Linked DNA regions of Homo sapiens: region 2 is linked to region 1. The links are chromatin contacts, found by Hi-C or POLR2A ChIA-PET in ENCODE. All regions are on one chromosome and are shown on one strand. The core of a region is the stretch at or near the end of the contact, and the rest is flanking DNA. Distances in the headings are between cores, read along the strand shown. Region 1 holds the start of OXT (oxytocin/neurophysin I prepropeptide). Region 2 holds the start of DDRGK1 (DDRGK domain containing 1).

Region 1 (6,723 bases), core at 3,234-5,733:
CCTGGTTCCCCACAGTCTTGTCACAGCACTATATCCAAAGTTATCGTAAGCTGGCTCAGAACTCCCTCTCATTCCCCCATTTCATTTGGAGGAAAAGCCCAAGCCCTGTGAGGTGCAGTCCCACGTTACCTTTCCGATCTCGGGAGTTCAGTCACTCTGCTCCAGGACCACTGGCCTCCTTGCTCCTTGAACATGCCAGGCACATTCCTGCCTCAGGACCTCAGCACTTGTCATTTCCTCCCCTCCATTACAGGCAGAATGCTAAAGTGGATCCCTGAAATTCTCAGCCCCTGGTATCTTTCTGTGGATTACACAATGATTACCTTTGTGTAATCTTTTCTGGCTTCATGTGGGTAGAACCCATAGCTTTTTTTTTTTTTTTTTGAGACGGACAGAGTCTCACTCTGTCACCCAGGCTGAAGTGCAGTGGCGTGATCTCGGCTCACTGCCACCTCCACCTCCTGGGTTCCTCCACCTCCCGAGTAGATGGGACTAAAGGCTTCCACCACTGCGCCCGGCTAAATTTGTTTGTATTTTTTTTAGTAGAGACGGGGTTTCACCATATTGGCCAGACTGGTCTCGAACTCCTGACCTCAAGTGATCCACCCACCGCTGGCCTCCCAAAGTGCTGGGAGCCAGCGCGCCCAGCCAACCACGCTCCAGCCTGGGCCACGGAGCGTGACTCAGTCTCAAAACAAAAACAAAAACAGGCGTGGCCCACTGTGCCCAGCCAACTTTCTTCTAAACATTAGAAGAAGATGACAAAGGTGATAACCACGACTATACTACGTTATATGGCAAAGGTGAGGGGATTCTGCAGATGTAATGAAGACACCTGATCAATCCGAGTTAAAAGGGTGGTGATCCGTGTGGGTCTGACCTAATCAGGTCAGGTGCCCCTCAGAAAAGGACTCCCTGTGTGCTTAGACTTGAAGCAGCAGAGACTCTCTCTGTTCCTGACCTTGAAGAAGCAGGCCACCACGAGTTTGACAGCTGCAAGGAAATGAATTCTGCTAACAATCACCCGGGCTCTGGAAATGAATGCAGCCTGGCTGACACCCTGATCGTAGCCCCAGAGCAAAAGACCCAGCTAAGCCATGCCTGGCCCAATGTAATAAGCAAATGTTGTTTTAAGCTGCCAAATTGTGGTAGCTTTTGTGTTTTTGTTTTCGTTTTGAGACAGAGTCACGCTCCGTCGCCTAGGCTGGAGTGCAGTGGCATCATCCTAGTTCACTGCAGCCTCGAACTCCTGGGCTCAAGTGATCTTCCTGTCTCAGCCTCCCAAGTAGCTGGGACTGCAGGTGCATGCCAACAAACCCAGCTAATTTTTTAAAAACATTTTATAGAGCCTGGGTCTCCCTATGTTGCCCAGGCTGGTCTCTAATTCCTGGGCTTAAGTGATCCTCTCGCTTCAGACTCCCAAAGTGCTGGGATTACAGGCACAAGCCACCGTGCCTGGCCTGTGGTAATTTGTTACACAGCAACAGAAAACCAATGTCCCCTCAGATATCTGCATGGTTTATTTTCTCTTCTTCACAAAGAAGTCTACACTGACCACCCTCGGTGAAATCGCAACAGGCCTCCCTTTTATCTCTGTAGCACTTACTAATCTACTGCAATATGTATGTTGTTACTGAAGTATGTTTATTGTTTATACTTGTTTCCTAACTAACTGAAATGTGTTTATTGTTTAACATCTCTCTTCCTCCACTAGAATATAAGCCCCATGAGGGCAGAGGTTTTTGTGTTTTGTTGCTGCTGTTTCCAGGCATTTGTAATGGGACCCGGAGCATCTTCAGAAGAGGGGTTGTTGAACAGGTGAAGGGATGCAGCCCATCTGGGGGACATAATACTATGGTAATTTATGCACATGTGTTAGCTTAAGTGAGGTCATCGTGCCCACAGAGCAGGTGAGAGACCTCTCTGGGCCACTGCTGGGTCAGGCCCTTGGACTTCTAGGCCCTGAATGCCAATAAGCTAATCTGGGTGAGAGAGGACTGGCTGCTGATTTGTAATGCAGGTCAGCCTGACCGGCTCCTGGGTGCTGGACAGCTCATGCCAGTGACTCATGCCAGTGACTAGGGTCAGATGAGCTCTGTGACCTGCTTGGCCCCATCAGCCTCTTCACCTTCCTCAACAAGAGGGCAGGAGAGTCTGGAGCTGTCCCGTTCTCTTCTCCCAGGGGTCGGGGACTGGCCCACCAGTGAGGCTGGTCTCTCACAGTGCTTCTCATTTCTTCCATTCTGCCTCAGGTTGGGTTCCCTACAGGTTGGGTTCCCTAGAGAGCAGACGGAGATGGTTTCACAAAGGGGGTTTTTATTACAGAAGGCCCTGGGGACCCACACCTTTGGGAGGGAGGGGTCAAAAATAGGAGTGAGCAGAGGGAGAACTGCTATGCAGACCACAGCTGACCCCATAGGGAGCTCTGGAGCCAAAATGCTCCTTCAGAGTTATCCTGCATTTGGGCCAAAATGGACCAGTCATTGGATGCGGGCCACCTGGGAAGGGTGTGACCCTGAGCCAGGCAGCTCTCTGCAGCTGAAGCAGGCTCTCGAGGAGCTACCCCTGAGGGCCACCTGCAGAGGGCACTCCCAGCAGCTGGGTGGCAGGTGCTTTCACAAAGGGAGAGTTGAGCAGCGCCTTTCCTTTCTTGTTCATGATATCTACCAATACCTCTCCCACTGGGGTAATCCATCTTTTCTTTTAATTATTTTCCTTTTGAGATATATTAAAAATGCAAAAAAAAAAATTTTTATTTTTTTGAGACGGAGTCTCGCTCTATCACCTAGGCTGGAGTGCAGTGGCATGATCTTGGCTCACTGCAACCTCCGCCTCCTGGGTTCAACTGATTCTCCTGCCTCAGCCTCCTGAATAGCTGTGATTACAGGTGCCTACCTCACGCCCAGCTAATTTTTGTATTTTTATATTTTTAGTAGAGATGGGGTTTCACCATGTTGGCCAGGTTGGTCAACCACCACGCCCAGCCAAAAAAAATTTTAATGTCGAAAATGAGAGAAATAGAATTACAAAAGAAACCAATTACAGGGCCAGGCACAGCAGCTCAAGCCTGTAATCCTAGCACTTTGGGAGGCTGAGGCGGGTGGATCACCTGAGGTCAGGAGTTCGAGACCAGCCTGGTCAACATGGTGAAACCCCCGTCTTTACTGAAAATACACAAATTAGCCAGGCGTGGTGGTGCATGTCTGTAATCCAAGCTACTTGGGAGGCTGAGACAGGAGAATCGCTTGAAACCAGGAGGTGGAGGTTGCAGTGAGCCAAGATGGCGCCCGCCATTGCACTCCAGCCTGGGCGACAGAGCGAGACTCCGTCTCAAGAAAAAAATATATATATTTATATTCAGATATCAAAATGTTAAAACACTTTTTTTTTTTTTGAGACAGGGTCTCGCTCTCGCTCTGTCACTCTGGCTGGAGTGCAGTGGTACGATCACAGCTCACTGCAGTCTTGAATTCCCAGGCTTAAGCGGTACTCCTGCCTCAGCCTCCCAAGCAGCTGAGACTACAGGAGCACACCAACACGCCCAGCTAATTTTTGTATTTTTTGTAGAGTTGGGGGTTCTCGCTATGTTGCCTAGGCTGGTCTTGAACTTCTGGTCTCAAGTGATCTGCCCACCTCAGACTCCCAAAGTATTGGGATTGCAGGCGTGAGCCACAGCGCCCAGCCAAAACACATTTTGATGGTGTCATAAACGTGCTTCTTTAACCATTAGATAGCAAGATCTGGTCGTGGCCCAATAACTGTGATAATTTTGAAGATATAATGAATCTAAACAGTATATAGAGGCATTTGTGACAGCTGTGATAGGAAGTTATCTTCTATTTTGATTTGTGACAAAGCCACAGGTATTGCTAATTCTGCTGTGGTTTGTTGCCTAATTTATAGTGAAAGGAAAGGTGGAATATCAGTTACAGATTAGAGACAGATGTGATCTCTTCCTATCCAAGTTTCAGGTGCAGGGAAGTGGGTGTTGCTGTGTGGTGAGGGTGAAGAGGTTTTCTGGAAATTTGGGTTTAGGAAGAGGAAATGTTCCTAAAAGAGGGGACAATGATCCACATGCGTGGTGGGCCAAGAGGGTGGGCGGATCCTGCCAGAGCCTCCTCCCACCTGGAGGGGTCCCAGCGTCCACCTTCCCTGCCCCAGCCCCCCTCCTCGAGGTACTGGGAGGCTGGATAAAGTCTTCGGCTGGGCCACACCCCACCCCAAATTCTCCCTGTCCCACCCTAGTGGCCCAGGCCACCCCGGCCTGCTCCCTTCCGCAAGGCACCTCACCTTCTGTGCCCAGACCATTAGCCAACGCGGTGACCTTGACCCCGGCCCAGGCCCTGCTAATGAAGAGGAAAGCCCGTACGCACTCGGCCTGACCCACGGCGACCCTCTGTGACCAATCATACTACCAACCTCTTAAACAGAGCTCCACCGACGCAATGCCCAGGCATAAAAAGGCCAGGCCGGAGAGACCGCCACCAGTCACGGACCCTGGACCCAGCGCACCCGCACCATGGCCGGCCCCAGCCTCGCTTGCTGTCTGCTCGGCCTCCTGGCGCTGACCTCCGCCTGCTACATCCAGAACTGCCCCCTGGGAGGCAAGAGGGCCGCGCCGGACCTCGACGTGCGCAAGGTGAGTCCCCAGCCCTGGTCCCGCGGCGCTCCGGGGAGGGAGGGACCCGCAGCCACAGGGGCGCGCCCCGCTCCGGCCTCGCCTGAGAACTCCAGGAGCTGAGCGGATTTTGACGCCCCGCCCTTGACCGCGGTCGAGGCCCCCACGGCGCCCCAGCGCGTCTCAGCCCCGCTGTCCCGCCCGAACTCCGAACCCCGGACCCCAGCATCCTTGCCCGGCGCACCCCGGCCGGCCTCGCAGGGTCCTCCGAGCGAGTCCCCAGCGCCGCCCCGGCTCCCGCTCACCCCGCCCGTCCCCGCAGTGCCTCCCCTGCGGCCCCGGGGGCAAAGGCCGCTGCTTCGGGCCCAATATCTGCTGCGCGGAAGAGCTGGGCTGCTTCGTGGGCACCGCCGAAGCGCTGCGCTGCCAGGAGGAGAACTACCTGCCGTCGCCCTGCCAGTCCGGCCAGAAGGCGTGCGGGAGCGGGGGCCGCTGCGCGGTCTTGGGCCTCTGCTGCAGCCCGGGTGAGCGGGGCAAGGCGCTCCGGGGCCAGGGGGAGGCGGGCGGGGGTGCGGCCGGGATTCCCCTGACTCCACCTCTTCCTCCAGACGGCTGCCACGCCGACCCTGCCTGCGACGCGGAAGCCACCTTCTCCCAGCGCTGAAACTTGATGGCTCCGAACACCCTCGAAGCGCGCCACTCGCTTCCCCCATAGCCACCCCAGAAATGGTGAAAATAAAATAAAGCAGGTTTTTCTCCTCTACCTTGACTCGTGTCTAAGTGCCAGAAATGGGACGGGGAGGGGGCATTGTGGGACTGGAAGATCGCGCGCGTTGGACCTGTGGCTTGTTGCGCTCAGAGCTGGCCCAGGAAGACGTGTCCCGGCTACCCGAGGGGACAGAGCGGGTGCTGTTCTGGCTGCCACCACCCTGGAGGGGCTGGAAGAGGGAGGGGCACAAAGGCTCTGAGGACGTGGAAACAGCCCCAGCTTCCCGCTCCCAGCCTGGGCTGAGGCCTACAGCAGGCTGCACCTCAGGGGATCTTTCAAAATTCAAAAAGACGAGGATGAGGGAGCAAATACAGACAAGGGTCTGAGCGGGATGACCACAGGAAGCGGGCAGTGCACACTGAATGGCTTCCTGACCCCTGAAAGGAGGTTTGAGCCACACTTAGAAGTTGAGGGAGCGGAGCGGGCCTGGGGGGAGGGGGCCCTGGGGAGCAGCTGAAGGGCCAACATGTTTCCAAGGAGCTGGCCCCCAGGAGGCCACTGGCACGCTCAGAAGAGGAGCCCAAGCTGCCGGGACTGGGCTTGAATGCCAGCATGACCGTCCCTGGTGTCCCCAGGGCTGGGTCTGACCCAGCAGCTCTACTCCTGCCTGTGCAATAAAACATGTCAGGGCTGGGGACCCCACAAGCGGACAGGGGATCTTGAGAGCCCAGGGCCACAGAAATGACATGAACAAAGAGAAGCTCTTAACCTCTATCTCCTATCGGTGAAGCAAAAGTATCTGAGACAGGTCTCAAACAACTTAATCTTTTTTTTTTTTGAGATCGAGTTTCGCTCTTGTTGCCCAGGCTGGAGTACAATGATGCAATCTCACCTCACTGCAACCTCTGCCTCCCGGGTTCAAGCGATTCACCTGCCTCAGCCTCCTGAGTGGCTGGGACTACAGGCACCCAACACCACATCTTGCTAATTTTTGTATTTTCAGTAGAGATGGGGTTTCACCACGTAGACCAGGCTGGTCTCAAACTCCTGATGTCAGGTGATCCACCCACCTCGGCCTCCCAAAGTGCTGGGATGATAGGTGTGAGCCACCGTGCCCAGTCAACGTTTCAATCAATTTAGAAAGCTGATTAAGGGCCAGGCACAGTGGCTCATGCCTGTAATCCTAGCACTTTGGGAGGCCTAGGCAGTTTGATGACCTGAGGTCAGGAGATCGAGACCAGCCTGGCCAACATGGCGAAACCCCGACTCTACTGAAAATACAAAAATTAGCCGGGGGTGGTGGCAGGTGCCTATAATCCCAGCTACTTGGGAGGCTGAGGCAGAAAAATCATTTGAACCTAGCGGTGGCAGAGGTTGCAGTGAACCGAGATCATGC
Region 2 (6,876 bases), core at 1-2,500, 130 kb after region 1:
AAATGACAATGCTGCCTATAAGCCCAGCCCGGCCCATGGCAGGAGGAGCGGCAGCCCGGAAGCCTCACCTCCTCTGCTTAGCGGCCTGCTGCCCACAGCACAAGGCCCCGACTTCTCAGTCTGACTGGCAAGGCCTTTTCCACCAGGCCCACAGCTTGGTCCCAGGCGGGGGCTCAGCCCTTCCCTCGGGCCTGTGTGAATACTCCTCTCCCCTCCCGGCTCCACCTTTCCAGCTGGCCTGTCAGGAGGCCCCTATCCTGATGTCCCCAGCTCTCATCGAGTACCCCCTGCAGGAATCCACTGATTTCTCGCCTAACACCACCTGTGGTTTTATCTGGCTCCCCAGCCAGAGAGTACACTTCCCGGCGGTGGCCGAGCCTCCCCCGGGAAGACCTGCTGGATCTCCGCCTTCCCTCAGCGTGTCCCTTCCGCTCCTGGGAGCGCGCAGGTGCTCAGAGGTAGCTTGTGGGCCCAGGGAGCAGGAAAACACATATACAAACCCGCCCGCTGACCAGAAATGGGGGGAAAGAGGGAGGATGGGTGTATCTGTTCTGTGCCCTGGCCAATGACATGGCCTTCTGATCGGGGAGCGGATTGGGGAGGGAGAGTGGGCCCTCTCCTTGGCGGGAAGGGAGAGAGCTTCAGGAATTTCCTGGAGCCGCCTCGCGCTTCTCCAGCTCGTGGGGGACAGGCAGAAAATATTCAGATGCCCCCTTCCTGGCACCTGCTCTGGAGCCAGGCTGGGAGGAATGGAAAACCCCTGCGGCCTCCCTAACAGGTGCAGAGGGAAAGGGCCCCGACGGTGACGGATGGGAGTGTGCGCCGGCCAGGGCCTCAGGCCTTTGGAGGTATGGAGTTCCCGGGGGTGAAGAGAGGGATGAGGCCAGACTCTGGCTTGGAGTCGAGAGAAAGGGGTAGCGGCGCGGCCACCGATTCCAGGTAGGGCACTGCGGAAGCCCCACCCGGCACACGACTAGCGCACGGACGCGCATGCGTCCCGCCCGCCCAGGTGCGCACGCGCAGGAGCCGCGGCGCGACGGTCCACAAAGGCTCAGAAGGCCAGAAAACCCGGTACCACCAACCCTGGTGCAGCGGCATCTCCTACCTGATGCCGCCCGGCCCCGGCTGCGAGTCAGGAAGAGGATAAAGCCGACTAGCAGAGCCGCCGCTACCAAGTACCACACAGGCGCCACCATGACGAGGGCCTCAGTGCAGAACCACTGCGTCCACCCTGAGGCCGGGATCTCATAGGCCCCGCCCCTATTTCCCAATCTAGACTCCGCCCACTACTCGGAGCCCCGCCCAGCGGCACATCACAGAGAGGCTTTAATGTCAGACATTAAAATGAGTTTGGGGGGTGTAAAGAAACCCACAATGTTAAGAGGAAATTATAGCAGACGGTATGTCCAGTAGAAAACATCTATGTATGTTTTTTTTTTTTGAGACGGAGTCTCTGTCGCACAGGCTGGAGTGCGGTGGTGCGATCTCGGCTCACTGCAACCTCCACCTCCCAGGTTCAAGCGATTCTCCTGCCTCAGACTCCCGAGTAGCTGGGATTACAGGCGCCCGCCACCACGCCCGGCTAATTTTTGTATTTTTAGTAGAGATGGGGGTTTCACCGTGTTGGCCAGGCTGGTCTCGAACTCCTGACCTTGTGATCCACCCACCTTGGCCTCCCAAAGTGCTGGGATTACAGGCGTGAGCCACCGCGCCCGGACTATATATGTTTTAAAAATCACTAAACAATCCCACATAGTGTTTATGGAAACAACCGTGGAAAAAGTACGAAAAGAGGCTTGGGACTGATGCACACCAACTTCAGGATAGCGATTACCTCTAGGAGGAGGGAAGCGGGTTGGGGTTTTGCTGTATCTGTGACACTGAATTTCTTTCTTTCTTTCTTTCTTTTGAGGGGAAGGGGAGGGGAGGGGAGGGCAGTACTGGAATTTATTAAGCTTTTTGTATACATGATAACAGAAGTAAAGATTTATTTCAGGAGCCAGGCACAGAGGCTCGTCTGTTAACCCAATACTTTGGGAAGTCTAGGTAGAGGTGAGCCTAGGAGTTCAAGACCAGCCTGGGCAACATGATGAAACCCTGTCTCTACAAAATACAAAAATTAGCCAGGTGTGGTGGCATGCACCTGTGATTCCAGGTACTTGGGAAGATGAGGTGGGAAGATCACCTGAGCCCAGGGAGGTCGAGGCTGCAGTGAGCCATGATCATGCCAGTGCACTCCAGCCTGGGTGATAGAGTGAGACCCTGTCTCAGAAAATAAAAATAAATAAAAATAAATTCAGGACCAATGAACAATGGTGAGAAAGGGATTTGAAAAAATACGGGCCAGATGAGGTGGCTCTCCCCTGTAATCCTAGCACTTTGGGAGGCCGAGGTGGGCGGATCACTTCAGGTCAAGTGTTCAAAACCAGCCTAGCTGACGTGATGAAATCCTGTCTCTACTAAAAATACAAACAATGAGTGGGGCGTGGTGGCACATGCCTGTAATCCCAGCTACTCGGGAGGCTGAGGCAGGAGAATCACTTGAACCCAGGGGGCGGACGTTGCAGTGAGCCAAGATTGCACCACTGCACACCAGCCTGAGCGACAGAGCAAGACTCTGTCTCAAAAAAAAAAAAAAAAGAAAGAAAGAAAGAAAAAGAAAAAGAAAAAATATGGGCTGGGCGAGGTGGCTCACACCTGTAATCCCAGCACTTTGGGAGGCTGAGGTGGGTGGATCACCTGAACTCAGGAGTTTGAGACCAGCCTGACAAACACAGTGAAACCCTGTCTCTACTAAAAATACAAAATTAGCTTGGCGTGGTGGTGGGTGCCTGTAATCCCAGCTACTTGGGAGGCTGAGGCAGGAGAATCTCTCGAAGCCGGGAGGCAGAGGTTGCAGTGAGCCGAGATCACACTATTGCACTCCAGCCTGGGCAACAGAGTGAGACTCAGTCTCAAAAAAAAAAAAAAAAAAAAAAAAGCTGGGCACCGTGGCTCACGCCTACAATCCCAACCAACACTTTGGGAGGTCGAGGTGGGTGGATCACCTGAGGTCGGGAATTTGAGACCAGCCTGACCAACATGGAGAAACCCCATCTCTACTAAAAATACAAAATTAGCCGGGTGTGGTGGCTCATGCCCATAATCCCAGCACTTCGGGAGGCTGAGGCAGGCGGATCACGAGGTCAGGAGATCAAAACCATCCTGGCTAACACGGTGAAACCCCGTCTCTACTAAAAATACAAAAAAATTAGCCAGGCGTGGTGGTGGGCGCCTGTAGTCCCAGCTACTTGGGAGGCTGAGGCAGGAGAATGGTGGGGACCCGGGAGGCGGAGCTTGCAGTGAGCTGAGATCGCGCCACTGCACTCCAGCCTGGGCGACAGAGTGAGACTGTCTCAAAAAAAAAAAAAAAAGAAGAAGAAAGATACAAAAATTAACCAGGCATGGTGGTGCATGCCTGGAGTCCCAGCTACTCAGGAGGCTGAGGTGGGAGAACTGCTCGAACCCAATATGCAGAGGTTGCAGTGAGCCGGGACCACACCACTGTACTTCAGCCTGGGCAACAGAGCAAGACTCCATCTCAAAAAAAATAAATAAATAAAAGAATGAAAAAGAAAGTTATCTATGGACTTGTAATTATAGATGTCAGTTGTGATCTTTTTGTTTGTTGGTTTTTTGAGACAGGGTCTCACTCACATCACCCAGGCTAGAGTACAGTGGCACTCTTGGCTCACTGCAGCCTCGACTTCCCAGGCTCAGGTGATCCTCCCACCTCAGCCTCCTAAACAGCTGTGACTACAGGTGTGTGCCCCCAAGCCCAACTAATTTTTTGTATTTTTTGTAGAGACTGGGTTTCACCATGTTGTCTAGGCTTGTCTTGAACTCCTGGGATCAAGTGATCCACTGTGCCCAAGCTAGTTATCTTACATTACAGAACACCTACTATGTACCAGGAGCTGGGATTTAAGAATGAGAGGTGAGGCTGGGCACCGTGGCTCAAGCCTGTAATCTCAGCACTTTGGGAGGCTGAGGTGGAGGGATCTCCTGAGGTCAGGAGTTTGAGACCAGCCTGGTCAATATGGTGAAACCCCACCTCTACTAAAAGTACAAAAATTCACTGGGTGTGGTGGTGCATGTCTGTAATCCCAGCTACTCAGGAGGCTGAGGCAGGAGAATCCCTTGAACCCGGGAGTCGGAGGTTGAAGTGAGCCGAGATCGTGCCACTGCACTCAAGCCTGGGCGACAAGAGCAAGACTCCATCTCAAAACAACAACAACAACAACAACAAAACACAGTGGCTGATGCCTGTAATCCCAGCACTTAGGGAGGCCGAGGTGGGCATATCACGACGTCAGGAGTTCGAGACCAGCCTGGCCAACATGGTGAAACCCCGTCTCTACTAAAAATGCAGAAATTAGCTGGGCGTCGTGGGGGGTGCTTGTAGTCCCAGCTACTCAGGAGGCTGAGGCAGGAGAATCGCTTCAACCCAGGAGACAGAGGTTGCAGTGAGCCAAGATCATGCCATTGCACTCCAGGCCAGGTGACTAGAGCAAGACTCCGTCTCAAAAAAAAAAAAAAAAAAGAAAAAGAGAGGTGAGCAAAAACAGATATGGTTTTTACCATTAGGATTTTTAGAAGAGAAAACAGAATCACACAAATGAATATCTATTTGCAGTGCAGAGGTCAGTGCTATGCAAGCAGATGAAAGGGAGCTCAGGGAAGGTTTTCCTGAGCTGGGGCTTGAGCTGGCTAAGATCCAAGAAAGGCATCCATGTAAGGTGGGCTGTTTTTCTTCTTTTCAGGCTCCTCGGGGTAACTGATGTCCCCCAAGCCCTCCTCTGCCCCCAAATCCCCATGGCCACTCCTCTAGGGACTCTGCATAATGGTTAGTGTTTCTACTTCAATAAAAGAAAACAGGTCACCACCCAAAGCAGTGGTTCCCACACATTTTTTTTCTTTTTCAGACGCAGTTTTGCTCTTGTTGCCCAGGCTGGAGTCCGATGGCACGATCTCCGCTCACTGCAACCCCCACCTCCCGAATTCAGGCGATTCTCCTGAATCCTGAATTCTCTGAACTGGGATTACAGGCATGCACCACCATGCCCAGCTAATTTTGTACTTTTTGGTAGAGATGGGGTTTCTCCATGTTGGTCAGGCTGGTTTCAAACTCCTGACCTCGGGTGATCCACTCGCCTCAGCCTCCCAAAGTGCTGGGATTACAGGCGTGAGCCACCGGGCTTTCCCACACTTTGATGAGCATCAGAATGGCCTGAGGAGCTTGGTAAGAACTCAGACTCCCTCCCTTTCTTGTCCATGGGCAGAAGTGGCCATTCAAGAGGTACTGACACAGGGGTCCAGGCGGGGGGCAGAGGGCTGAGTCTCTGGAGGAGGGAGGTCAGATGACTTGCTGCAAAGAGAGTATCAGCAGAGGTTCAGCAGACCCACCTTTGAGAGGGCACTTCCTACTTTCTGTTGTGTTTGGAATGCAAAGATCTGGCTGAAACGGTGGCCACGGAGAAGGGGTGATAGATTTGAGAGGCTGGAGGGATGAGGAAGTGAGGAACTCTACATACTGAGCTCTCAAGCCTAGGAGTGAAAACGGGTGAGAAGTTTGGGCTTGTTTTAGGCTATGCCGAGTTTAAGTTCACAGTCGAGTGGATCATAGCTGGCGGGTAAGGCTGAAGGTGAGATCAGGATGAGGGTTTGGAAGCCCTTGCCTAGAAGGAGGCAGTTTTTTGAGACAGCATAGGAGAGCGCAAACCTCCAGGGTCACAGGGCTGCAGTCTTCTCCTTTCGGAGACCCCATTGCAGAGAAGAGCGAAAGCAGGGGCGGGGTGGGGGTGGGAGTGGTCTCTTCCGGTTCTTGAAGATAGCGTCCCTTAGGCAGGAGGGGTGGGTCACTCAGTCTCCAGGCTCGGGAGGCCCCCAGCAAATCGGACGCTGTGGGCTAGGCCGCCACCGCGAGCCCACTCGCCCGATACGCGCCTTGGGGTCCGGGTCGGCTTTCCCCGGGACCCCTGGCCGGAAACTGAGCCGTTCACTTCCGCCACCAGCCGGAAGTTTTCTGTCACTGGACGCCAAGGAGTTTTCGGTGGCTCAGCTGGGTAACCGGGGATCACCATGGCGGCCTCATTGGTGGGGAAGAAGATCGTGTTTGTAACGGGGAACGCCAAGAAGCTGGAGGAGGTGCCGGGAGGGTGTTGGGGGCTAACTGGGAGGCGGCTGGGAATAGGGCGGAGAAGGGGCTTCCGGGAGGAGGGAAGCACGTGGGAGGAGGCATGGAGAGAGAACAGAATTCAGCCCGGAAGAATGGGTCCTGACCCGGCTGTGTGGAAAAGCTGGGGCGCAAGAAGGGAGTGGCTGCAGAATCGGGGCGCCCCGGGGTTGGCGAGGGAACGAGGGTCTCGACAGATCCCGACACAGGGCTTGTGTGGTCAGCGACTGCGGGACCCGGAGGAGTAGCGGGGCTCTTAACAACCGCCCCGAAGGTCACCTATTGAAGTAGACCCCAACCCAGTGTCCCGACACTCTTCTGGGACTTATCCACATCCCGCTGCTGGGCCAGGGCTAGCAGGACCCAGAGAGGGCGTGGGACGGAGTTCCACACTGAGCAGTCCGTGCCTCACCACCGTCCTGAAATGTTCTAACCTCTTTTCGCGTGTGTGAAATGGGGATGATGCAGGACATTTGCTTCACAGCGCTATAGAGAGGAGGAGTAAAGGAGGCAGTGGATCTAAAGTTTCTGTTTGCAGGGACTTTGTGGCTAGCAAGTAACAGAAACACACAGGGAGCTCATGTAAGCCACCAGATGACTCCTGTGGGAATATAGTGTTATCGTGTCCCACAGGACCTGAAGTTCTCTCAAGAAGCTGACTT

Evidence for each region. A loop is a pair of places that touch in the nucleus more often than their neighbours do. ChIA-PET counts read pairs that join two places held with the same protein, here RNA polymerase II (POLR2A). Pooled maps may share reads with other maps.
Region 2: a loop to region 1 is called in a map of CD4-positive, alpha-beta T cell, with 2.1 times the contacts of the local background. The contact joins the promoter of DDRGK1 here to the promoter of OXT in region 1. A Hi-C loop is called at or near these places in 12 of 168 maps with a recorded cell type or tissue (CD4-positive, alpha-beta T cell, CD4-positive, alpha-beta memory T cell, CD8-positive, alpha-beta T cell and 6 more), 8 of 37 single-sample maps with no recorded cell type and 15 of 50 pooled maps. POLR2A ChIA-PET finds 5 or more read pairs at or near these places in 8 of 52 experiments (CD4-positive, alpha-beta T cell, H1, HEK293T and 4 more).

What each region holds. Positions count from the first base shown.
Region 1 is chr20:3,067,137-3,073,859 of GRCh38, forward strand. It overlaps OXT (oxytocin/neurophysin I prepropeptide), which reads left to right and starts at 4,484. Exons shown (of 3, transcript NM_000915.4): 1 at 4,484-4,639; 2 at 4,941-5,142; 3 at 5,227-5,381. The coding sequence starts at 4,520. The coding sequence ends at 5,282. It overlaps LOC101929098 (a long non-coding RNA gene), which reads right to left and starts at 5,163. Exons shown (of 2, transcript XR_430278.4): 1 at 5,061-5,163; 2 at 1,498-2,278. RefSeq lists a silencer at 5,150-5,259 and an enhancer at 5,735-6,270.
Region 2 is chr20:3,203,432-3,210,307 of GRCh38, forward strand. It overlaps DDRGK1 (DDRGK domain containing 1), which reads right to left and starts at 1,251. Exons shown (of 9, transcript NM_023935.3): 1 at 1,106-1,251. The coding sequence starts at 1,196. ITPA (inosine triphosphatase) reads left to right here and starts at 6,067. Exons shown (of 8, transcript NM_033453.4): 1 at 6,067-6,186. The coding sequence starts at 6,121. RefSeq lists enhancers at 943-1,162, 5,662-6,310, 6,193-6,262.